3 separate regions of the Homo sapiens genome follow, and regions 2 and 3 are each linked to region 1. Evidence: chromatin loops called from intact Hi-C (ENCODE). Cell type or tissue: CD4-positive, alpha-beta T cell. All regions are shown on one strand.

The links. A loop is a pair of places that touch in the nucleus more often than their neighbours do. Peaks named below come from ENCODE experiments on the same cell type or tissue, not always from the same donor. Only the 100,000 strongest peaks of a DNase experiment are listed, where the experiment ranks them.
Region 2: it touches region 1 in a loop (2.5-fold over the local background); 16 of 110 quality-filtered maps call a loop at or near these places.
Region 3: it touches region 1 in a loop (4-fold over the local background); 17 of 110 quality-filtered maps call a loop at or near these places.

Annotation. Positions count from the first base shown.
Region 1 is chr6:27,309,713-27,317,712 of GRCh38, forward strand. POM121L2 (POM121 transmembrane nucleoporin like 2) reads right to left here and starts at 2,561. Exons shown (of 1, transcript NM_033482.4): 1 at 1-2,561. The coding sequence starts at 2,458. LOC105375107 reads left to right here and starts at 2,457. Exons shown (of 3, transcript XM_011515048.2): 1 at 2,457-2,480; 2 at 2,611-2,902; 3 at 3,133-4,024. The coding sequence starts at 2,457. The coding sequence ends at 3,500. RefSeq lists a silencer at 2,618-2,912. In CD4-positive, alpha-beta T cell, CTCF peaks have their summits at 3,187 (motif pointing right) and 3,387; DNase peaks (open chromatin) are centred at 2,799 and 3,139; H3K4me3 peaks cover 1,153 bases; H3K27me3 peaks cover 3,034 bases.
Region 2 is chr6:27,514,043-27,522,042 of GRCh38, forward strand. It overlaps TRQ-CTG1-2 (tRNA-Gln (anticodon CTG) 1-2), which reads left to right and starts at 5,487; the gene lies at 5,487-5,558. RefSeq lists an enhancer at 4,840-5,129 and a silencer at 5,520-5,569. In CD4-positive, alpha-beta T cell, CTCF peaks have their summits at 4,942 (motif pointing right), 5,141 and 5,348; DNase peaks (open chromatin) are centred at 4,499, 4,959 and 5,469; H3K4me3 peaks cover 1,439 bases; H3K27ac peaks cover 915 bases; H3K27me3 peaks cover 709 bases.
Region 3 is chr6:27,606,038-27,614,037 of GRCh38, forward strand. No RefSeq gene overlaps it. Among named protein-coding and RNA genes, the nearest start is that of TRL-CAA2-1, 4.3 kb to the left of the region's middle. In CD4-positive, alpha-beta T cell, a CTCF peak has its summit at 3,514; a DNase peak (open chromatin) is centred at 3,434; H3K27me3 peaks cover 716 bases.

The DNA of each region.
Region 1 (8,000 bases):
AGGCTGGCTGAGCTGGAGTTGGCATGGGGGTTGGCAATGCCACTGCTGAGCTCCCAAAAAGAAAAGAACTACTGACACTTGGCATAAGGGCTGGCTGGGAAGGCCCTTGTTTCTGTCCATTTGTGGCACCAAATGCAGGCTGGGGATTAGCTCCTTGGGATAGTGGGAAAGGTGGCCTTGAGCTTGATCCCAAGGGACTTGTGATTGCTGGAGTCAGGTTGGAGATGCTGGGGGTTGATGCAAGCCAGTTTGTGGATACTAGGGCAGAGGCAGGCAGAGGGCTGCCCATACCCCTGAAATTAGCAGTGCTGCTTCTAGGGGATATCTGTACAACACTGGAAAGGACCTGGGTAAACATGGTGACTGTATGCACAGTAGGAATTGTAGGATGGTGGTGTGGTGGGAAAATGAATCCTGTGGCTGGGGTGAAGTCGGCCCTGAAGGCCTGAGCAGTCCCAAGCAGGAAAGTGTCGCAAGTGGAAGGGACAGAATAAGTGTTGCCTACGGCACTGGTGACATTCACTACACCAAAATCCAAAGGTGGCTTAAAAACAGAGTCTTTAGATGTGCTGGCTAGGGTGGTGGACATGACCACAGAGGTGGCCTTGACCAGGCCATGGAAATGATGGGTAGAAGCATGAGTAAATGGAGGAGGGGTCTGCTTGGAGGAGAAAGGAGCTATCATGGGCGTAGTTTTAAGTGGATCTATGCTGCCAAAGATAGGCTTGAAGGTAGGAGTTAAGGTACCCTGAATTGTGGAAAGGGAAGAGATTGAAGATGCTGCAGCTGTGACTGAAATTCTGGAATATGAGGAGCTTCCAATCTCGCTGTTGTGCAGGGGCCCCAAAATCGGTTTTAACATGAGGTGAGCAGAAGTTGCATCAGGAGGTGCAGATGCAGAAAGATGGGATGTTGGGCTACTCACCATTCCAAGCAAAGTACTTTGGATGGTGGGTGGTGCAGGTGGGTCTGGGGGCATGGGAGACCTGTCAGCCTGAGAGGTTGAAGGCGGCCAGGTGGTGTCAGTAACTGGTAATGTGGGAGAGGTGGGGGTCAGCAGGATGAAAGTAGCTGTGGGCTTTGAGTCTGGAGAGGTGCCTGGAAGGAGCTCTGACTGTGAGCACCCAGGTGGGGTCGGTAGGCTGGGTGTCTTCAAAGGAGAATGGGCCACACTGGTTGCCTCTCCCGTGGACTGTGGAGAGGCCAGTGGACCTAGAGACTTCTGCATTTTTCTTAAGTTTTCCAACTGAGGATTTGCTCCCTGGGTTAGATCTGTTTCTGAAGAAGGCAGAGCAAGAGACAAGGAAGGCTGAATAGCAAGCCAAGTCTCAGGGAAAGGGTCTGTGTTGACCTCAGTTGTATCTTCTCCTGCGTTGTTGCTTACCTGTAGCTCAGCTTTCTTCCCCAAAGTCAAGTTCTCATCAGAGACTGCATAACCAAGCTGGGGAGGTGGGATCTCTGACACCAGGTTCTCAGGGCTAGACGGCAGCTGTGGAATCTTCTGGTTTTGCTGCCCAGAACTTTCAGATCCTCCTAGGGACTCAAAATCTGATACCAGTGGGACTGGAGAGGAAGGCCGATGACAACTTTTTTCCTTTTTTATTGGCCACTCTGGTGTCTCGAATGATACACTGGGAACACTTCTCTTCCAAGGGTCTGAGAAATTTCTGCAAGAGCTGTAAGAGCTGCCAATAGCATTCCTTTTGGAGCTGAGGGTGCCACCTCTGTATATGCTGGCCAAGGAGCTCATGGAGGAGCAATTGGGCCTCTTAGTCAAGCTGTGATCTGAGCCCCAGGAGTGGAGACTTCTCTTCAGCGGCCCAGGCCTGGGCACAAAAGAAGTGAGGGTTCCATTTTTCATCAGGGGCTTAAATGCCGATGGTCTGGTCTCTGGACTCCTTCTCTTACTGTCCAGACTCTCAGGGAATAGTGGTTCTTCCAACCTCCCTTTCCCTTTTCTGCACTCTCTGAGGGCCCTCAACACTGTCTCCTTTGAACATGGATCTGCGAGCTCCTCAGAGGGCGGGAGTCCTGCAAGGGCAATTACATCTTCAGGAGAAGTGGAAGGGGGCACTCTCTGGTCAGGAGGAGTGATCCTGATGGTCACTGGGCTCCAAATTGGCCTGGGATGTCGAAGAGACCAAATAGTCCGCTTTAAGTAACTTTCCCACCAGTCTGAAGGGAGAGGCCCCAGGGGGGAATTCTGGGACTTCTTCATGGGAAAGCGCCTCCAGGCCTCGTTGGCCAGCCACGTGGTTGGATTGGCAGGATCCAGGTTTGGCCGCCTCCTCACAGGTCTATACCGTGGGGCAGGGTGGGCGCGGTGGACGAACTGAACCCGATGAACTTGGTGAAGGGGCTGAGGTGGCCGGCGTTTCGTGGGCCTCTCGGGCAAGTCGGTGCGCACCTGGGCTGGGGACGAGGGCGAAAGTTCCAGTTTGCTCAGGAAACTGCCCATGAGGAGAGATGAGGCGCGGGCAGTGAGTTCAAGCACGGTTTTGGCTTCCGAGGTTTCGGACGTCTGCAGAATCGGACAGAGTCGAAGAGCGCAGTGTTCGGTTGACGGTTGGGATTCACGCGCTAGGAAAGCGCGAGTCTCAGGGTGCTTAGCACTCTCCAGGCCCGGCACCCGCGGGAACGGGGGACACGCGGGACTTCGGCAGTCCCAGTAACTTGCTTTGCTGTTCTGAGACCTCAGCGGGGCGGTCAGACCTCTGCTGTCTCCGCAGCGAGTTGCAGTACTTGGCGCGGGGAGAGGAACTCGAGAGGAAGCTCACTGCGCCTCGCCCCTGGCGTCGGCAGCGGCTGTCTGGGACCCTGTGGTCCGGATTCACCAAGTGGCGCAGAGCTGGAATCGAGTGGGTGCACAGTTTCCAGGCTCCGACTATTACTGGCCTCGAAGGTACAGGCTCAGGCGGCTCAGGGCCCCGGCGCAGATCTGTCGGCCCGCGGGATCCCCGGAGTCTGAGTGGGGAGCACTATCCGCACCCCGTAGAGTGAGTGCGGGCGGCTTTCGCAGGTGCTCAGGACTGGAGATCTGGACCGGTGGCTGTGCCGCCCGGATGGCATTTGTGGCACTAGCAGTCGGGAAAGCAGCTGATTGAGGATTTCCGCGTTTCTCTTTTTTTGCAGATCGTGACGCCGCCAGTAGGTGTCAGTCATTTGCCGCACAGCCACCTTTGAGATCCACCTGTGTCTCCCAGCGGCCGAATCCAGGTTTCCTTCCTATTCGCACTTGGAGAACTCATGCAGATTGCCGTCAGGAGTGGCCTCAGAGATCCGGAGTGGGCGAATGGGAAATCGCATCTTACGGCCCAGAACCTGAGCCCTCCACAAGCACTTGGCTCAGTCCCTTGCTCAGGCCACCTCCTGTTCTCTTCTGCTCTGTGAAAGACACTGTTAAGAGAATGAAAAGACACGCCACAGACTGGAGAAAATATTTGCATAATACGTATGTATCTGCTGAAGCACTGGTATACAAAATATACATAGAATGTTAAAACTCATAATAAGGTAAAAAATTAATGGGCAAAATATTTAAACAGAAACCCCGCCAAAGAAGATATGCAGATGGTAAACAGTATAAAAAGATGCCAAACATCATTGACATATGCTATATGTCAATATTTAGCTATATATAACTAAACATCAGTAAATACTTCTGATTGCAATTTAAACATCAGTAAGATACCATAATTGCAAATTAAACATCAGTAAGATATTACTACACACCATTCAATTGGCTAAAATTCAAAACACCACATGCTAAGGAGGAGGTGGAGTAACAGGTACTCTCATTCATTACTGATGAGAATGCAAAATGGTACAGCCACTTTGGAGGACAGTATGGCAATTTCTTACAAAGCTAAAACACAGTCCTACAATACAATTCAACCACCACAATCCACGTGTTTATCCAAATGAGCTTAAAGTGAATGTCCACATAAGGACCTGCATGTGAATGTTTATAGAAGTTTTATTCATAGTTGCCAAAAATTGGAAGCAACCAAGAAGTCCTTCAACAGGCAAATGAATAAACTGTGGCATAACCATACAATGGAATATTATTCAACACTAAAAAGAAATGCACTATCAAGTCACGAAAAGATATAGAGGAACCTAAAATCCATATTGCTAAGTGAATGGAACCATCTGAAAAGGCTACATATGACTTCAAATATATGACAATCTGGAAAAGGCAAAACAATAGAGATAGCAAACAGAGTGCAACCGTGGTTGCAGGAGAGGTGGTAAAGAAATGTGGGATACCATTAAGCACACCAACATACACAAAATGAAAGCACTAGGAAAGGAAAGAGAGAAAGGAGTAGAAAAAATTGTCAAAGAGAGTGGCTGAAAACTTCCCAATCTAATTGAAAAACATTAATCTACATGTCCAGAAAGCGCAACAAATTCTACATAGGATTATACAAAGAGTTCCACAAACAGACATGTCAAGTAAAAGCGCTGAAAGACAAAGACAAAGAGAAAATCTTGAAAGTAACAAGAGAAAAATGACTCATCACTTACAGAAGAACCCTAAACAAATTAACAACTGACTTCTCATGTGAAACAATGGAGGCCAGAGGCAGTGGGATAAGATATTCAGTGTTCAACAAAAAATACTGTCACCCCAAAGTTCTACATCTAACAAAGCTACCTTTCAAAAATGAAAGCAAAATAAAGACATTCCCACATAAACAAAAACAGAGAATTTGTTGTTAGAAGACCTGCCTTAGAAATACTAAAGGAAATTATTCAGACTGAAGGTGACACCATCTGGTAATTCAAACACACATTTAAAACAAGAGCACTGGTAAAGGTAATCACGCAATTATAAAAGACAGTATAAATGTGTTCTTATCTTAACTGATTCAAAAAGTAATTGTACAAAACAATATGCATATTATGTACAAAACCGTATGCTATGAGGGCCTATAGCGTATAGAAATGTAATATATCTGCTAATAACAGCACAAAGGAGGTGGGTGAGAAGAAAGCTGCACTGGGCTAAGGAAATAACTCCTGATAGTAAGACAAATTTATAGGAATAAATAAAGAAACCAGAAATGATAAATAATAAGATTAATATAGAATAAGCTATATATATATACACACACACAATTTTTTCTCCTTTTGTTTCTCTCACCTTATTTAAAACACATAAAATTATATAAATTAATAATTGTAATAATGTTAGGTTTGTAATATTTATAGTTGTAATATTTATAACAATAATATGATTAAAAGGGAGAAATAGGAGAAAGAGCTATATGGGATTGAGATTTTTATATCTCACTGGAATTAAGTTAGTATAAATCTGAAAGTGTTCTGATAAGGTATATGACAAATAAGTCCTAGGAATTATTGAATTATTTCCTCTGAAGAAATAATTCAAAATTTATAGTGGAAAAATCATCAAAGAAATTAAATGCTACAGTATAAAATATTTGCTTAATGCAAAAATGGAATATAGGAGGAATGGAAGAACCAAAAAGGCATGAGACATACAGAAAATAAAAAGTTAAATACCAGACAAATCCAAATATATCAGTAATAATAATGTTATATGTAAATATATTAAGCAATTGAATCAAAAGGCAGAGACTGTCAGGGTGGATAAAGAAACAGTATTCAGCTATCTTTTGTCTAGAGAAGACACCATTTACATTTAAAGATACAAGTAAATTGAAAGTAAAAGGATGGAAAACATATGTCATGCAAACTTCATCCAAAAAAAGCTGTAATGACTATACGAGTAGACAAAGTAGACTTTAAAACAAATAATGTTACTAGGGACAAATAAGGACAGAAAGGGCTAATCCATCAGGAAGATATCACAATTATAAACATCTATGCAATTAATAAGAGCACCAAAATACATAACGACAAAAGTGACAGAAATGAAGAGAAAAATAGACAATGCAAAAATAATAGTTGGAGTCCTCAGTGCCCCACTTTCAGTAATGAATAGAACAACTAAGAAATAGATCAGTAGGGAAATACAAGACTTGAAGAATGCTATAAACCAACTAGACCTAACAAATATTTATAGAATCTCCATTAAACAGCAGCAGAATGTACATTCTTCTCAAGAGCATATGGAACATTCTCTGAGATAGATCCTATGCTAGGTCATAAAACAAATCCAAATAAATTGAAAAGGATAGAAATAATGCAAAGTATGTTTGTCTGATCACAATGGAATGAAATCAGAAATCAAACACAGAGAGAAATTTAAAAATCCACAAATAAGTGGAAATTAAATTTCTAAATAGCCAGTGGGTTAAAGAAGAAATATTAAGATAAATTAGAAAATATTTGAGATAAATGAAAATAAAGAAACGACATACCAAAACTTATGGGATTCAGGTAAATTAGTGTTTAGAGGAAAATTTATAGCTATAAATGCCCATATTAAAAAAGAAGAAAAATATCAAATGAGTAAACTAAGTTTTTACCTTAAGACACTGGAAAAAGACCAAACTAAACAGAAGCAAAATTCAGGATAACAGTGAAATTAATGAAGTTAATAATAGAAAAATGTCAAGAAAATCAATGAAATGAAAAACTAGCTCTTCAAAAAGATCAATAAAATTAACAAACCTTTAGATAGAGTGACCAAGAAAAAAAGAGAACTGAAATTATTGGAATCCAAAATGAAAGAGTGAACATTACTACTAACCATATAGAAATAAAAAGACTGTAAAGGACAGCTGCGAAAAACTGTATGCCAAAACATTAGATAACTTAGATGGAATAGACAAATCCCTGTAATGATGCTAACTACTGAAACTGACTCAAGAAGAAATAGACAATCTGACTAGACCTGTAATAAGTAAAGAGATAAATTAGTAATAAAAAAACTATATACAAATAAATGTCCAGACTTAGATGGCTTCAGTGTTGAATTCTACCAAACACTTAAAAGAATTAATACCAACTCTTCACAAACTCTTCCAAAAAACAGAAGAGGAGGAAACACTTCTCAACTCATTCTACAAGGCCAGTACCAGTATCCTTATACCAAAACCAGGCAAAGCCATCACAAGAAAAGAAAACTACAGACCAATATTTCTTATGAATACAGACATAAAAATACTCAACAAAACACCAGCAAGATGAATCCAACAACATATAAAAAGAACTAGATATCATTACCAAGTGGGATTTATCCCAGAAGTGCAAGATTGTTTTAAATTCTGAAAATCAGTTAATATGATACACCATGTCAACAGAATAAAAAACAAAAACCACATGACCATCTCAAAAGATCTCTTTCATGTTAAAAAGTCTCAACAAACTAGAAATAGAAGGGAATTTCTTCAACCCTAAAAATGCACCTACAATTGCATGGAACCCTTGAAAAACTAGAACAAAGTTGAAAGACTCACACTTCCTGATTTCAAAATTTACTATAGAGCAACAGTAATTAAAACAATGTTGTACTGCCATAAGCATAAACATATAGATGAATGGAATCTACAGTTGAGAGGCCAGAAATAAACCCATATGTCTATGGCCAACTGACTTTTTCCAAGAGTCTGAGACTATTCAGTAGGAAAAGAATAGTCTTTCCAACAAATGGTGCCGGGACAAATTGACAGACATGTGCAAATGAATAAAGTTTGACACTTACCTCACACCATATACAAAAATTGACTCAATGGATTAAAGAGCTAAATATAAGAGCTAAAACTATAAAACCCAATATTTGGGAAACCACTGCCTTATAGAAAGCTTATACATTTGTACTACAAGGCAAATACATGAATGTTTATAGCAGTATTATTTAGAATATAAAAAATCTGGAAGGTATCTGAATGTGTATTCACAAAAACGAACACCAGAGAATTTAATTGTGATATACCTGCGCAGGGGAATACAATACCACAACGTAAACTGAATGGTCTCCAGGTACATTCAATAACATGGATGAATATCACAAACCAAAAGTTGTGCAAAAGAAGGCAGGCAAAGAATAAAAAGACAGTATATAT
Region 2 (8,000 bases), 200 kb after region 1:
ACTAGGAGTGAAAAGCAACTGGACAGTTGCCACTAGGAAACCTAAATTCAGTTTAGAGAGAGTTTGGAACGGGAAAATGCTGTGCCTCTTTGTTTTTCTTATGATTTTATTTATATGAAAGATCCAGAATAGGTCAATCCATTGAGACAGCACGCAGACTGGGGTGGTTGCCAGGGGTTGTGAGGGAGGGAGGAATGGGGAGAAACTGCTTAATGAGTAAGGGGTTTTACCCTGGAGGGATAGAAATGTTTTGGAACTAGATAAAGGTGGTGGTTACACAACGCTGTGAATGTAGTGAAGGGTATTGAATTGTTCACTTTAAAATGATAAATTGTGAAAAAACAAATAAACAAAAAAAGGCTGTCTTCCTTAGCACTCCTGAAAAATGGCAGTGTTAATCCACTGAGTATAAGTACTGAGGTGTCAGCCTAAATCAGTGGTTCCCAGTCAGAGGTGATTTTGCTTCCCAGTGGACATCTGACAGGGTCTAGAGATATTTTTGATTGTCATAACAAGAGGTGGGGAGGATACTACTGAGATATAGTATGTAGGGGCCAGGGATGCTACTGAACTTCCTACAATGCACAGAACAACCCCCACCACAAAGAATGACCTGGTCTAACCTGCCAGTAGTGCCAAGGTTAAAAATCTCTGCAGTAGACGATCAGGGGCTGAGGGTGAGAGGGGAATAAGGGCACTGAGGTATAAACCGATTAAAAGAGCTCCCTTCTATCACCCAGGAAAGAGGTTGAGAGTGGAAAGGCAGGAGACTGTCTCTCCCTTTCTCTTTCAGAATAGCCCTGAAAATCAGTGCAACCTCGGACATCCATGGTTAAAAGTCAGACCCTGTTTTGGAAATGGCTGGGAAGGGCGGCTTTCTGTTCCTTCTCAAGCCAACGAAGTTGCTCTTCTTTCTTTGCTCAGACGCTTTCCTTCTGCAGACTGCCTTTCCTGACAAGAACAGACTCAGACAGTCTGTAGAGTGGTTCCGCCCCGAAGCTGAAAAATAGTGTACAAAGCTGTCACGAAGTTTCCACTGCACAGCTCCAATGTTCCATTTGCTCTGGCGACAGATCTTTCGGTGACCTTCGAAAGCGACATCGAGATTGACGATGTATAAGAATCTGCCGCCAGAAAGCACTGCATGTTGCCCAAGACAGTCACAGACATCGCAGTTGCCTGGGAGTCACGAAACTCTACCACTACGTTCTCGCTGCTCCATCGCGCCGCCATCTCCCACTCTCGGCCGCCAAGGCCCCAGGACCGCGCCCTCCCATCCACCAGACCCGGGTCCCCTGGCCCTCTGAGCCCTACACAGCCCGCGAGTCAGCCCTGACACGTCCAGTCCCCTGCTTCTTTGTGTTTTGATAGAAAACAAAACAAAACAAAACAAAACAAAAACATCTTGCCAATCCATTTGGCTTATAAAATAATGTATTGTGCACATTTATTATAATGATAATAATTACATAAGAAGTAATTTGGGAGAATGGGGTCCAAAATCAGCTATAGTATAGTCATGAGGGTTGCACCTGGAAGAGACTGCCTCTCTGATGTTCAAAGTTTGAGAATTAGTCCTTAATGAATAAATGTATATAATGCAATTTTGAAGTTTATACTTTCCTTGTTTGAACAGGATAGAATCAGCACTAAACAGAAACCAGTACAATTCTCAATAACAAATTATCTCAGTAGAGGTCCAATAACCCTGTGATAAATATGCGCCTGTTCTTCTCCACTGTCTGACCTACTTATGTCTGCATCAAGTATCCCCAAACTGCTCTGTCAGGAATATACACCCGAAGAGCCCTCTGAGAACTGGTTTAACTAGTATTTTGGCTTGTTTTGGGTGCACCTGTGACCTAATTTACAAGACCAAGATTAATTAAATGTTCATGCACAATTAAAAGACAATTTTACTTCAGTAGTATGATGCTTAATTTCTGCTTATAGAATTCATTTTTTATTAGTTATAAATTATGCTAGATGACATAGAGAGGAATATCAAATGCAGAGGATTCTTAGCCTGAGATCCATGGACCTCAAGTGTTTCACGAACACCTTGAGATAGTTTTCAAAATGGTATATGTGTGTATCTAGGGGCATCTTTCTGAGAAAGGGATTTCCTAGATTTTATTCAATATGATCTGGAGTCCAGAGCAAAAAAATATTGTACAAATCTTTGCTCTACTAACTTCTTGACATTGGGAATTTGAGGGAGAGGAATTTTCCATCAGCTTTTTGTTTTTTGGGAAATAAATAAAATGACTATGAGCAAACATGAAGACAATTCCCAAACCAATTCCCAAAGACTGGTACCAGTAGCTCCTGGTGCAGAACCAACTTCAGCATGGCAGGGAACAAAGAAATGTTCAGTTATACTGAGGGCAAAAGGACAATGAGAATCTCCTAAGTTCCTCAAAGTCACTTCTGTTGCTCCCTGATGTTTACAGTTCAAAGCAGATACTTGTGCTCCTAAAACAAACAACCTTGAAGCCCTGGCCTGATCTATGGTCTCAGCCTATCCTTCAACTTTTTCTCAGCTCTTCTTTTACTTCCACTATGGTATGGCCACCCAGACAACCAGTCCACAGACTACGCCCTTATCTTGTATCTCACAATATGTGAAAAGGTTTGGGCCAACACCGTCTTCTAAATACCATCTTCAATCCCTGCCTAAACTCAAATATCCAGCTTATTTCAGCTTCTCAGTTTATCTAGGCTGTTAGCTTCCAGTCACCTGCAGTTTTCCCTAACTTTCTCTGTGTGGGTGTTACTTTATTCACTGTTTTTAGCCAATATCTCATCACTACAAACTGAAATCTCCACAGGCAGGGCCAGTGCTTAGTGTCCTGCTCAATTCTGTGTCCACAGCACTAAGGGCAGCAGTGGGTGTGGCACAAAAATTTGTCCTTCCTATTTTCAAGTCCGTATACTCTCAGGTCAGTTGTAGGCTGTGCAAGCTGTACCACTAGGTCTGATATGTGGCTCATTAAGCAAAAACAGGAGAGAATTGTACCAATGCACATTGCAAGCCAGAGTTCTGAATTCATTTTGAAGAAGTAACTTCATTTGGTCACATTTTTGTTCTTATTCCCGTGAGCAATAGTTTCCATTTAATTGGGAAGATATAAAGGAGAGTTCCCATATATCCCCACACTCAGTTTTCCTTATTATTAAAATCTTACATTGGTATGGTACGTTTGTTACAAACAATTAACAAATATGTATACATTATTATTAACTAAAATGAATATGTTAGATTTCCTTCATTTTTACCTAATTTCCTTTCTCTGTTCCAGGATCCTATTCAGAATTCCATGTTATTTTTAGTCATCATGACTCCCTAAGCTCTCTTGGCTGTGGTAGTTCTTAGACTTTCCTTGATTTTGATGATCTTGACAGTTTTGAAGAGTGTTGAGCAGGCATTTTGTAGAATGTCCTTCAACTAGGATTTGTCTGATATTTTTCTCATCATTAGATCGGAGTTAGGGGTTCGAGGGAGCAAGACCGCAGAGGTAAAGTGGAGGGTTTTTGTTTGTTTGTTTGTTTGTTTTGAGACAGGGTCTCCCTCTGTCACGCAGGCTGGAATGCAGTGGCACCATCTCGGCTCTCTGCAACCTCCGCCTCCCGGGTTCAAGCGATTCTCCTGCCTCAGCCTCATGAGCAGCTGGGACTACAGGCATCTGCCACCACGCCTGGCTAATTTTTGTATTTTTAGTGGAGACAGGGTTTCACCATGTTGGCCAGGCTGGTCTCGAACTCCTTGCCTCAAGTGATCCACCTGCCTCGGCCTCCCAAAGTGCTGGGATTACAGGAATAAACCACCATGCTTGACCTAAAGCGCCATTTTTATCACGTTATATCAAGACAATATACTATCAACATGGCTTATCACTGCTGGTGTAATGCTTTTGGGATTTATTCACTGCTTACTTTCCCACCCTTTTTCATACTGTATTCTGTAGAGCAATCACTATGCAGAGCCCACAATGAAGGGGTGGAGTTATCTGGAATTCTGCTCAGGAGATTCCTTGAAAAACTGAGATTTGTTGCACATCAGGGAAGCTGTAGGGATTGGTTTGAAGTCTTCTATTTATTGTTTCTCAAATTGTTTCAGCTTTGACCATTACAGGCATATATTTTTAATTTTTTTTTTCAGAGAGCACAGAACTTGGTACAAGCCCTAGCCCTTAGAAATGCTCATCTTAAATTTGTTACATGGACCTTCAGTTTTTCAAAAGCCTCCAGTGGGCTAGATTTTTATTGAAAATGCTTAGGATCCTCATGCTTCTTGTTCCCGAGGCTCCTGGAAACCACCTTTAGTTATCCCGTTTGGTAAGAGGGTTTCATTCTGTCTTGCTTTCTGGTAGTGAGTGGATCAGAAAGTCATAGGGCTGGGAGAAGATGGACTGGATGAGATATGTACGGATATTCTCTTTGCCACTGTACAGCGGCCATTGCAGCTCCTGCCGCAGAGCCCACGGCCCTACGGGCGGGACCCATTTTAACCTGGTAGTGACAGTGCCGCCTCATTGAAGCAGGAAGGATTTTTGTCCATGACACTAGACGTCTCTAAGCAATAAAGTAATTTTGGCAGATGCCGATACCTCTCATGTGATCTTGTTGGGAAGGTTCAGATCCTATCACCTGAGATTATTTACTCTTAAAGACCCTCTGCCTCCTTCCTCAGCCTTTCTGTTTGACAACATAAGATCGCTTTTATCTCCTGCAATGAACACTCCTAGACAAGTCATGTCCGGGTCTTGGTATCAGTAAATTTTTACTGCTGAATATTTTGGGAGAGGTTCTCAGTTAATCCCATTGAGAAAGACCAAGTTAAAGCTTTATCAGTGAGAAACTAATTACAAAATCCTGCCTTGCAAATATTCGAGCTTTTAACAGTGCTTTACTCTTTGGTATCCACGAGGTGGAGCCTTCCCGGGAAGCAGAAAGCATCTTTTGGTGTCCTGTTTTTTGTTTTTTACCCTCGGCAACGCCACGGGTGCCAGGACTAGTTGACACGCCGCCTCAATTTAAGTCATCCATAATTTATACGTTACGAAATGGAACTTTCAAAAGTGTTCCTAGCGTTAGGAGCAAAGAACGCCGGACAAACGCTCGGGAGGCGGCGAGCCTCGCGGTTCTTCCAACAACGCAATCTGTCAGCGCGGCTAGGTTGGTGCCCTCTCCCCCTGTATCGGGGCAGCCCGGCTTAGGGCCGCAGAACCGAGGCTGGGGAGCCCCGCAGGCTGTTGCTAAGAGTCCAGGGGAGGCACGGACTTACCTTATCTGCCCCTGGAAACAGATTTGCTCTTGGATCTTGCACGAAGAGCCCTGTGAGAAACGAAAAGGGAACTTGTGTGATGGCGGCAGATAACGAACATTAGGGTAGAAACTTAGGTTCTTAAAGGGAAGACAGCTTGAGTTCGGAAATGAAGATATATTCCTTCAGGAAGGCCTGTTAAAAACACGAGCTATTGCGAGGTTCCATGGTGTAATGGTTAGCACTCTGGACTCTGAATCCAGCGATCCGAGTTCAAATCTCGGTGGAACCTGTCGTTTCTTCTTGCTTCCTCACTATTTTTTTCTTTCTAAAATAAATTTCCCTCTTAGATATGATTGGCAGGAATCTCCAGTTCATGTGAACCCAAAGTATGACGCGGACTCTGTACGGGGCCCACTGACTCTCTGCTCTATGTTCAGAGCAGGAGACCCTCATACCTCCTTCATTTTACTACCCTCCTCACCACCACCTAACAGATATTCTAATACCCAAAATAATTCGAGTTGAGTTAAACTTTTTACTTGATTTATTGCTTTATGAAATGCAGTTAATTCACTTCAGAGGACAAAAAGGACTCAACAGATTTGAGGGAAAAGAAATATTCTTGTATGTATCTTTTTCCCAAGAGAATGAGGCTTTATAATGCCTTTTAGGTGCAATCACTAGAATTTATAGGTGTTTCATTTGCCACTGAGAAACAAGGATTAGTGAAAATAAATCTGTACTTTAAATAAAAATTGCTTAAACTCTCTTAGGTATTTGAACACTATTGGATCCTCACATGGTAACTTCAATCACTGTCAACACGGTAAGTAAATATCCAGATACACCTTCTAAGTGCTCTGTTGGTCATTTCTGTGACATTAACCCGCCACACAGAATTGCTGTCAATGCTGAATACGTCCCATAGAATGATAGAGCTTTAAAATTGTATCCTAGGATGCCTCTGTGATTATTTTGTCTTCATAAAACTAAATGTCTCTTGTTGCAAGTTAGTTTATTTTCTGGTAAATGTTTGGATTTGTCACAACTTAAGGAAAGACAAAGAAGTTACTGGGTCTCTGAAGAATTAAGGCCAAAGTGCTTTCCTTAGTTTGATTTTATCTATTAGTATTTATAAAATTGTGTCTTTTAATTGTGGATACAGGGTATCAGGCTATATGTTATAATCTTTTTTCATTTAATCTTATATTGCTAAAATTAATCATCTCTTTTGTTGTATGTAGCTACCATTCATTCATTGATTTCATGTTAGCTGCTGTGTAATATGAACATGCCACAGCTCATTCATTCATCTTTCCATTAATGGGAAACCAAGAGATGTTTATAATATAAATTTGATTTTGAATTATGGCAATTCTTGGGTCACAAAAATTAAAAATTATTTTACTGCAGAGGAAATTCCTGATTCTGCAACCATACATTTAATGGAGAATTTATAACTTTGAATTGTCATTTTCATTTTCCAAATGCTTCCACACATAATGATTATTTGCCCTTTTATATTGTACTACCCATTCCTTCTGATTCCTCATGCATTTTCTAGTGTTAACTGCTAGCAGCATTATGTTCCCCAGCATGGAATGCCTTTGCTAGGCCTTATGCCACCACTGCCTCTAAAAGCTTAAATATCTACCTGCATTTAGCAGATATCTATTCATTACCCTTACCAAGGCAAATGTTGCAAGAAAATAGATGCTTACCTTTAATTTAGATGGACCTAATTTGCTTCTAAACATTTCTTCATAGACTTTATTATACTTGCATAAAGATGCATCATGATAAAATACATAATTTTGGAGTTTTTCTCCCTTGTTTATATACATGTTTCTTCTGAAAGAAGAAATACATCTGATTGGAAAACTTAGGGCACATGCGTGCCATCCTAGCTACATAGAAGCCTAAGAAATTGTTTTAGACAGTTTGGACTACTATAACTATATAATGTTTGTTGACTTAAACAACAAACATTTATTTCTCACAATTCTGAAGGCTGGGAAACCCAAAATCAAGGTTCCAGCTGATTCAATGTCTGGTGAGCCCTCCCTTCTTGATTTGCAGCCTACTGTCCTCTTGCTCTATCCTCACATACTGGGGGGACAGAGAGAGAGAGAGAGAAACAGAGAGAGAGAGGCTTCCACATATGCATTTGAGTCCATTCAGTCCATAGCAGGAATTTAGTTATCACAGAACCATTGAGGATGCACAGTTCATTGGTAGAGAATTCTCCCTAGTCATATGAAGTCTTAGGCATATTAGACCACTATGTTCATCAATATGATTATCTATAATTTCTTTTCTTCCTAAACTTTTCTTTTTCCATCAATTTTCTCTTTCATTATGATTCAGCCACAGAATCTGTTAAAATAGGCCGGGCACAGTGGTTCATGCCTGTAGTTTCCACAGTTTCAGAGGGTGAGGTGGGTGGATCACTTAAGGCCAGGAGTTGGTGACCAGCCTGAGCAAGATGGTGAGTCCCTGTCTCTACAAAACTAATATTTGTTAAATAATCTGTTAAAATATTAGTTAATAATTACTAAATTTTGAGATGTAGAAACAAAATGGAACTAAAATGATGAATAACAATAATACACAAAATGGGATGTTGTAATAAGGATCAAATTATACTGGAGTCATTTATCATAATAAAAGATAATTTTTAGAACTGTTTACTGAAGTTATAATTCATGCAAATGCTGAACGAATGACTATG
Region 3 (8,000 bases), 300 kb after region 1:
TCTCCCTCTGACCCAGGCCTCCTGACTCGCATAGACCTCTGCTTACGACCCTGACCCTGTGGGGTCACTTTGCTCTTTGTGACTTAAGTCCTGATGCAGTAGCTCCAACTTGATGCTGCCCCAGGGCCAGTGGGAACTTTTCTGGACAAGAGGAGGCCATAGCAACAGAGTGGGGCTGTTCTGTACATGGATTTCTAGGCATTCCCCCTTCTCCTCAGACTATCCGAACTGTGATTTCACCACCGGAAGTCATCCTTACATGTTTCATTTCGTTACACAGTTCAGTAAACATCACTGTCTTCTGCCCTGTAGGGTCGCCTATGCTCTATAGTGATAATCCTGTCTCTCCTCTCTCTAGAGCTCTCAGATGCTTTTCTGCAAATATTACCCACTGTGGGAGGCAACAGCTATTTCTTTTTTGAGACGAAGTCTCGCTCTTGTCCCCCAGTCTGGAGTGCAATGGCGCGATCTCGGCTCACTGCAACCTCCGCCTCCTGGGTTCAAGCGATTCTCCTGCCTCAGCCTCCCGAGTAGCTGGGATTACAGGTGCGTACCACCACGCCCAGCTAATTTTTTGTATTTTAAGTAGAGACGGGGTTTAAACATGTTGGCCAGGCTGGTCTCGAACTCCTGACCTCAGGTGATCCACCCGCCTTGGCCTGCCAAAGTGCTGGGATTACAGGGGTAAGCCGCCGCGCCCGGCCGGCAACAGTTATTTCTAAAGATAAGAGTGTACATTTTATGACTGAAAAATACGTTTCTAGGACTGTGAAAATGAAATCATCAAAAAAAAAAAAAAAAGAAAAGAAAGAAAAAGAAAAAGAACCTTGTTGCAATGGTTTTTCTAGGATTGAACTGTGAAAGAGAGAAACAATTTAAAATTCTAGTAGCAAGGAGTGCCACTGAGTTTCTATAATTAAACTATAAGGGCCTAAACGGATGGTACACAAATTTGAAGAATCTCGCTCTATTGCCCAGGCTGGAGTGCAGCGGCGCAACCTCGGCTCACCGCAACTTCCGCCTCCCAGGTTCAAGCAATTATCTTGCCTCAGCCTCCCGAGTAGCTGGGATTACAGGCGCCTGCCACCATGCCCTGCTAATTTTTGTATTTTTAGTAGAGATGGGGCTTCACCACGTTGGCCAGGCTGGTCTCAAGAGATCCGCCCACCTCGGCCTCCCAAAGTGCTGGGATTACAGGCGTGAGCCACCGCGCCTGGCCTGGAGAGTTATCATTTTTAAATTTGTAATTTCCTCATCTGTTACTCTAAAATTAAACGGGAAACATCTCTTTTTAAAATTGGATTACTGTTTGTAGATTTTAATCTTTTCAATGCAACTATACTTTTCCTATATACTAAGTGCAATTCAATCATATGCAAAATTGGCAGTATATATTTTAATATATGCACATGTTGAATATTTGCACTAGTAGTTCCCTATTCCTGTTGAAGTCTATGTATACATTTTCTGTGGAAATGAAAACCTCTAAATGTAGGTTAAAAATATTTGAGATAGACCGGGTGGGGTGGCTCACGCCTGTAATCCCAGCACTTTGGGAGGCCGAGGTGGGTGGATCACCTGAGGTCAGGAGTTCAAGACCAGCCTGGCCAACATGGTGAATCCCCATCTCTACTTAAAAAATACAAAAAATTAGCTGGGCATGGTGGTACGCACCTGTAATCCCAGCTACTCGGGAGGCTGAGACAGGAGAATCGCTTGAACCCAGGAGGCGGAGGTTGCAGTGAGCCAAGATCGTGCCATTGCACTCCAGACTGGGGAGCAAGAGCGAGACTTCGTGTCAAAAAAAAAAAAAAAAAAATTGGGATACCTGACAGTGAATAATATAAAAATGTAATGTGAATCTGAAATTGCAACTGAAATATGTCTTAATCCAATTGTCTTTTATACACTGCTTCTTGTGAGGCACAGTATAGTCAATGTTTCATGAACTTCTGGGCAGTATATTTTCTAAAAACCTCCTTAATATTTATTTTATTTTCTCTAATCTTTCTTTACAAGTTAGGAAGAAATTGAATCTGAAGTGATAGGGGCTTCTGAGTGGTTAGGGTTCAGCCATAAAAAAATACTTGAGACAGACGGTATTTTCCAAAGATGGCCACACCAACATATCTCATCACACGTTGTCTTATTTTAATACAATTTTGACACATTTCCTTGAGGGGTGGGGGTCTACATTCCCTTCCCTTGAATCTGGATAGGCCTGTAACCATGATGGAAGTGATACACCAAGACTTCCAATGTTAGGTCATAAAACGTGGTAGAGGCTTCCACCAGCTTTCTCTCAAGACATCTGCCCTCAGAACTCAGTCATGGCGCTCTGAGAAGGCCTAAACTAGGACATAGGAGCAGAACACATGGAGAAAAATTAAGGCCTCCGGTCCATAGCCAGCAGCAACTGCCAGGCATGTGAGTGAATGATTCTTCAGATTATTTCTAGCCACCAGCTTCCCTCCATTTTTTGGGACAGGGTCTTGCTCTGTCACCGAGGCTGGAGTGCAATGGTATGCACATGGCTCAGTGCAGCCTCACCCTCCTGGGCTCAAGCAGTTCTCCCACCTTAGTCTCCTGAGTAGCTGGAACTACAGGCATGCACCACCATGCCCAGCTAATTTTTAAAAAATTTTTGAAGAGATGGGGTTTTGCCATGTTGGCCAGGCTGGTCTTGAATTCTGGGCTTAAAGGATCCTTCCACCTTGGCCTCCCAAAGTGCTGGGATTACAAGTGTGAGCCACCATGCCCAGCCTTCAGCAACCAGCCTTATAGTCTTCCAGTTGAGTCCTAAGAAATCATGGAGCAGAGACAAGCTGTCCCCACTGTTTTCTGCTCACATTCCTGACCAACACATCTGTGAGAGAGAATAAATGATAATTGTTGTTTAAGTTAAGCCATTGCATTTTAGTATGATTTGTTATGTAACAATAGTTAGGTATGTATCAGTCTTGGTGCAATCAGGAGAGAGAAATTACACAGTTATTTGAACATAGAAGTGACCTCACCTGGGGCTGAAACAAAGCACTAAAAGAAGTGCCCTCTACCTCTCACCCCACCCCTGGCTAAGATCCAGACCTTGTTGGGGAGAGCATGGCTGTGACTCACGGAATAGCAGAGAAATGCTCATGGTGCTATGCCAGCAGAATTTGCTTGAAATCTGTCCTCTGGAATTTTTTGGAAATTAATCTTCAAGGGTTTCTTGAAAAGCTCTTCGTGGAGAGGTCTCTCACTGAGGGCACTCTACTACAAAACACTCAAAGAAGATGCCAGGGAAAATTAGTTGTTGCTGGGTGCTGCAGGAGACTGATGCAGGGGAAAGGCATGCGTGATGTAGGAGCTAGGCACTGGGGAAGCAGCAGGCCAAGTAATACATGGGAAGAAAGAAGCAAAACTCACTTTCTTCCGCAATGTCTCTCCACTGCCCTCTACTGACAAAGCTTCAATGCCAATTGGCAAAAGAAAACCAAGGACTCAAGATTCATTTCCACGAAGCAGGCAAAAAGGGTGAATTTGGAGCTGAGAGGCAATAAATCCTGAATGGGTACAAGCAAATGCAGATTTTCTTACTTAAAAATGGGATACTGCCATAATTAATAAATTCTGAACCATGTGACTTTGGGACTTGACAGCAAGTGGAAACTGAAAAGACCTTGAGGAGAATATGAGTAAAAACACCTGAAGACAACTGCTGCCTGTCACTAAGTCCCAAAGTCAGTGATGCTTAATGGAGAGTGTGGAAAATGTTACTAGAAGCTGGAAGAAACCGGACTTTTGTTATCTAGAGACAGAAAGTTTAGCAACACTGTTGTGAAAATGTGGAAAGTAGGCCGGACGCGGTGGCTCACACCTGTAATCCCAGCACTTTTGGAGGCCTAGGTGGGTGGATCACCTAAGGTCAGGAGTTTGAGACCAGCCTGGTTAACATGGTGAAACCCCGTCTCTACTAAAAATACAAAATTAGCTGGGTGTGGTGTCACATGCCTGTAATCCCAGCTACTCAGGAGGCTGAGGCAGGAGAATCGCTTGAACCTGATGGGGGTGAGGAGCGAGGTTGCAGTGAGCCAAGATCACACCATTGCACTCCAGCCTGGGCAACAAGAGTGAAACTCTGTCTCAAAAAAAGAAAAGAAAAGAAAGAAAATGTGGAAAGTAGAAAATATACCTAATGAATTTGAAAGAAAGAAAGAGTGGAAAGTAGAAAATATACCTAATGAATTAAAGAAAGAAAGAAAGAAAGAAAAAAGAAAAGAAAGAAAGAAAGAAAGAAAGAAAGAAAGAAAGAAAGAAAGAAAGAAAGAAAGAAAGAAAGAAAAAGAAAAAAGAAAGAAAGAGGCTGGGAGCTGTGGCTCACGCCTGTAGTCCCAGCACTTTGGGAGGTCAAAGTGGGCAGATCACGAGGTCAGGAGATCGAGACCATCCTGGCTAACATGGTGAAACCCCGTCTGTACTAAAAATACAAAAAAAAATTAGCCTGGCATGGTGGCGGGCACCTGTAGTCCCCGCTACTTGGGAGGCTGAGGCAGGAGAATGGCATGAACCCGGGAGGTGAAGCTTGCAGTGAGCCGAGATCAAGCCACTGCACTCCAGCCTAGGTGACAGAGTGAGACTCCATATCAAAAAAAAAAAAAAAAAAAAAGAAAGAAAGAAAGAAAATGTGGAAAGTAGAAAATATACCTAACGATTTTGCTTATTTAGCTAAGGTTATTTCCAGGCAATATATTGAAGATGCCACCTGGCTTTTTCTAGCTGCCTATAGTAAAATAAGAGAGCAGGGAGATAAACTAAAGAAAGAATACTTTAGGACTTGTTGGATATTCAAAAATAAAACTGCTTCTCATTACCAGCCTGTCAAGATGACAGATAATGCTGTAATTAAGAAAAGGCTTTGATTCTGCTGAGAGAAAGAGAGAAGAAAAGAAAAGGCTTCTGCCACGGCACATTAGCTGGAAAAAAAAAAAAAGTCTTCTAGGAAAACATCAGACCCAAGGCATTGTCAGCAAAACATGGTCTAAAGATGAAGCCAAGGGCATGACTTTATTGCTCTATTCTTTTGTTCTGTACCTTTCATTCTGTATGCACTGATAACTTTGAGTTCTTTGTTGTTCTTCTGGAGGATGATTAGAACTTCCATGTCTTTCCATATGTTTGTTGTTTATGTGATATAAGTGTGAGGAGTCGGAACCAACTACAGACTGCTTGGGCTAACAATTTTTCTCTATTCTGTACAAGTTGCCCCTTACATGCAAGCATGGCCTGGAGTGGGGTGGGATATAAATTTGGGGTTTAGATATCTACAGAAAGCAGAGAGCTAGGCATACTTTCCTCCACCATAATCATGTGCTGGAGGCTCCATCAGCCTCCTCTTTGGATGGTAAAGTACTTATTTCTCTTTATTTACCTAAGCAGGTTATAAAGACAGTCTCTTTCCCATACAAGTGAGCTTCATGGCCCAATTGCTCTTCTGTTCTGACTTTTCTTGGAACTGAGATAAAATGCCTCATTTATAGAATCCCTGACATTCTTGCCAATGAACTTCCCTAACCACTTTACTTTCCAAGCTCTTTGAACCCAGTTTCAGTTATTTTATTTATTTATTTATTTATTTATTTATTTATTTATTTAGAGACAGGGTCTCACTCTGTTGCCCAGGCTGGAGTACAGTGGCACAATCTCCACTCATTTCAACCTCTGCCTCCTGGGTTCAAGCAATTGTCCAGCCTCAACCTCTCGAGTAGCTGGGAGTACAGGCATGTGCCACCATGCTTGGCTAACTTTTGTATTTTTGTATTTTTTTGAGACAGAGTTTCACTCTTGTTGCCCAGGCTAGAGTGCAATGGTGAGATCTTGGCTCACTGCAACCTCTGCCTCCCGGGTTCAAGCGATTCTCCTTACAGGTGCCTGCCACTAAGCCTGGCTAATTTTTTGTATTTTTAGTAGAGACAGGGTTTCACCATAGTGGCCAGGCTGGTCTTGAACTCCTTGCCTCAAGTGATCCTCCCGCCTGGATCTCCCAAAGTGCTGCAATTACAGGTGTGAGCCACCACGCCTCACCCTAGTTTCAGTTATTTATGCCTGGCTAGAAATGCATCTATGTCTCCTCGGCTCCTGCGGCCCCCTTTTCATCCTACAAAGAAGGAGGCAAAAGTACTTGTTCCACAAAATTTTACCTATTAGGTATTTCAAAGGTCAACACAGTTAGTATTACAATAGCCTCATCAGGCATTAGCTGTAAGGACAAATGCTATGAATTTTAGTTGAGTCTTGTTTATCAGGCACTGGCCACCAAAATTTACAAAATCAGAATCTTCTTTTTGCTTTTTATGTAAACTCTTAGTCCAACAGAACCAGTTAGCTGTCTACTGATCCAAGGTAGTACTAATGTATGTAGATATTGTCAGTGGATACATTCTGTTTTGGCGTAAATAACTATGAGGCATAAGACTGTAAAGCACAGCCACTCAAAGCGTGGTCTGCAACCCAGTGCTAATTTATAAATGTTAGTTAATAGTCTGGTCTGTTTCAAGATATGGAGCTTATGCCAGAAGGCAAATAACTATATCACTAAGCATCTTTATTTCCATTGACTGATTATAGTAGGAATAGTTTCTTAGTGAAGGCAGCAGTGCATTTAATTATACTTTGGTGCAAGCTTGTCTTTTTGTAGACCAGTAACTTGTGTTCCCTGCACAGTTTTGCACACCACTAGTATTAGAGGGATATTCCAACACTTGTATGGAAGTCAACATTTTTTTTTTTTTTAGGACGGAGTCTCGCTCAGTTGCCAGGCTGAAGTACAGTGGCGAGATCGTGGCTCACTGCAGCCTCTGCCTCCCGGGTTCAAGCAATTCTCCTCCCTCAGCCTCCCGAGTGGCTAGGACTACAGGTGCATGCCACCACGCCCAGCTAATTTTTGTATTTTTAGTAGGGACAGGGTTTCACCATGTTGGCCAGGATGGTCTCCATCTCTTGACCTCGTGATCCACCCTCCTTGGCCTCCCAAAGTGCTGGGATTACAAGCGTGAGTCACTGTGCCTGTCCCAGCATATGTATTTTTAAAAGAGAATTCATTCTATTGGTATAATTAGAAAAATATTTATGAAATATTATTTATATAGTTCATGAAGTCTCCAAGAAAAACAAACTGGGATAACAAAGCCAGAAAATATCACTGCAGCCTTATCAGGCTATTTAGAATGAACCAAGCTATTGCTTAAAGCCAGAAGCTGCATCGCATTCTTCCCCAGGCCAGATGCCTCCTCACCCTTTTTTGACAGAAGGTGAGCCTTCTATATACTAGTCTCACTGAGATGCATCTATTGGGAAGAACCTAGACTTCCTCCGTCATAGCAGTTTATGGCAAACCTATTCATACTCTTCCTTGCAGTGGTGGTGCTCCCAATGTGAGAAAATAAAAAATATCTTGAGGTAAATATTATTTTTTATCAGCTACTCAGGCTTCAACTTATCCTATCATTCAAAGTTTATGAAGCATCGGTCGGGTGCGGTGGTTTACGCCTGTAATCCCAGCAATTTGGGAGGCTGAGGCGGGTAGATCACCTGACGTCAGGAGCTCGAGACAGCCTGGCCAACATGACGAAACCCTGTCTCTACTAAAAATACAAAAATTAGCTGGGCATGGTGGTGGGCACCTGTAATCCCAGCTACACTGGAGGCTGAGGCAAGAGAACCGCTTGAATCCGGGAGGCAAAGGTTGCAGTGGGCAGAGATCGCCCCACTGCATTCCAGCCTGGGCAACAGAGCAAGATTCTGTCTCAAAAAAAAAAAAAAAAAAAAAGTACAGAAATTCATCACCCAACAAACTCCTGGAAGATATCACTATAATTATAAGAACAATCAGATAATGCAGATTATTCTGCATTTGCACTTCCAGATCCATTATCTGCCTTTCTTCTCCCTGGAAAGAAATCACTTGGCCCCTGGCTCCCGTTTGGATTCAGCCAATGGAAGACAGCAGCAGGAGATAAGAG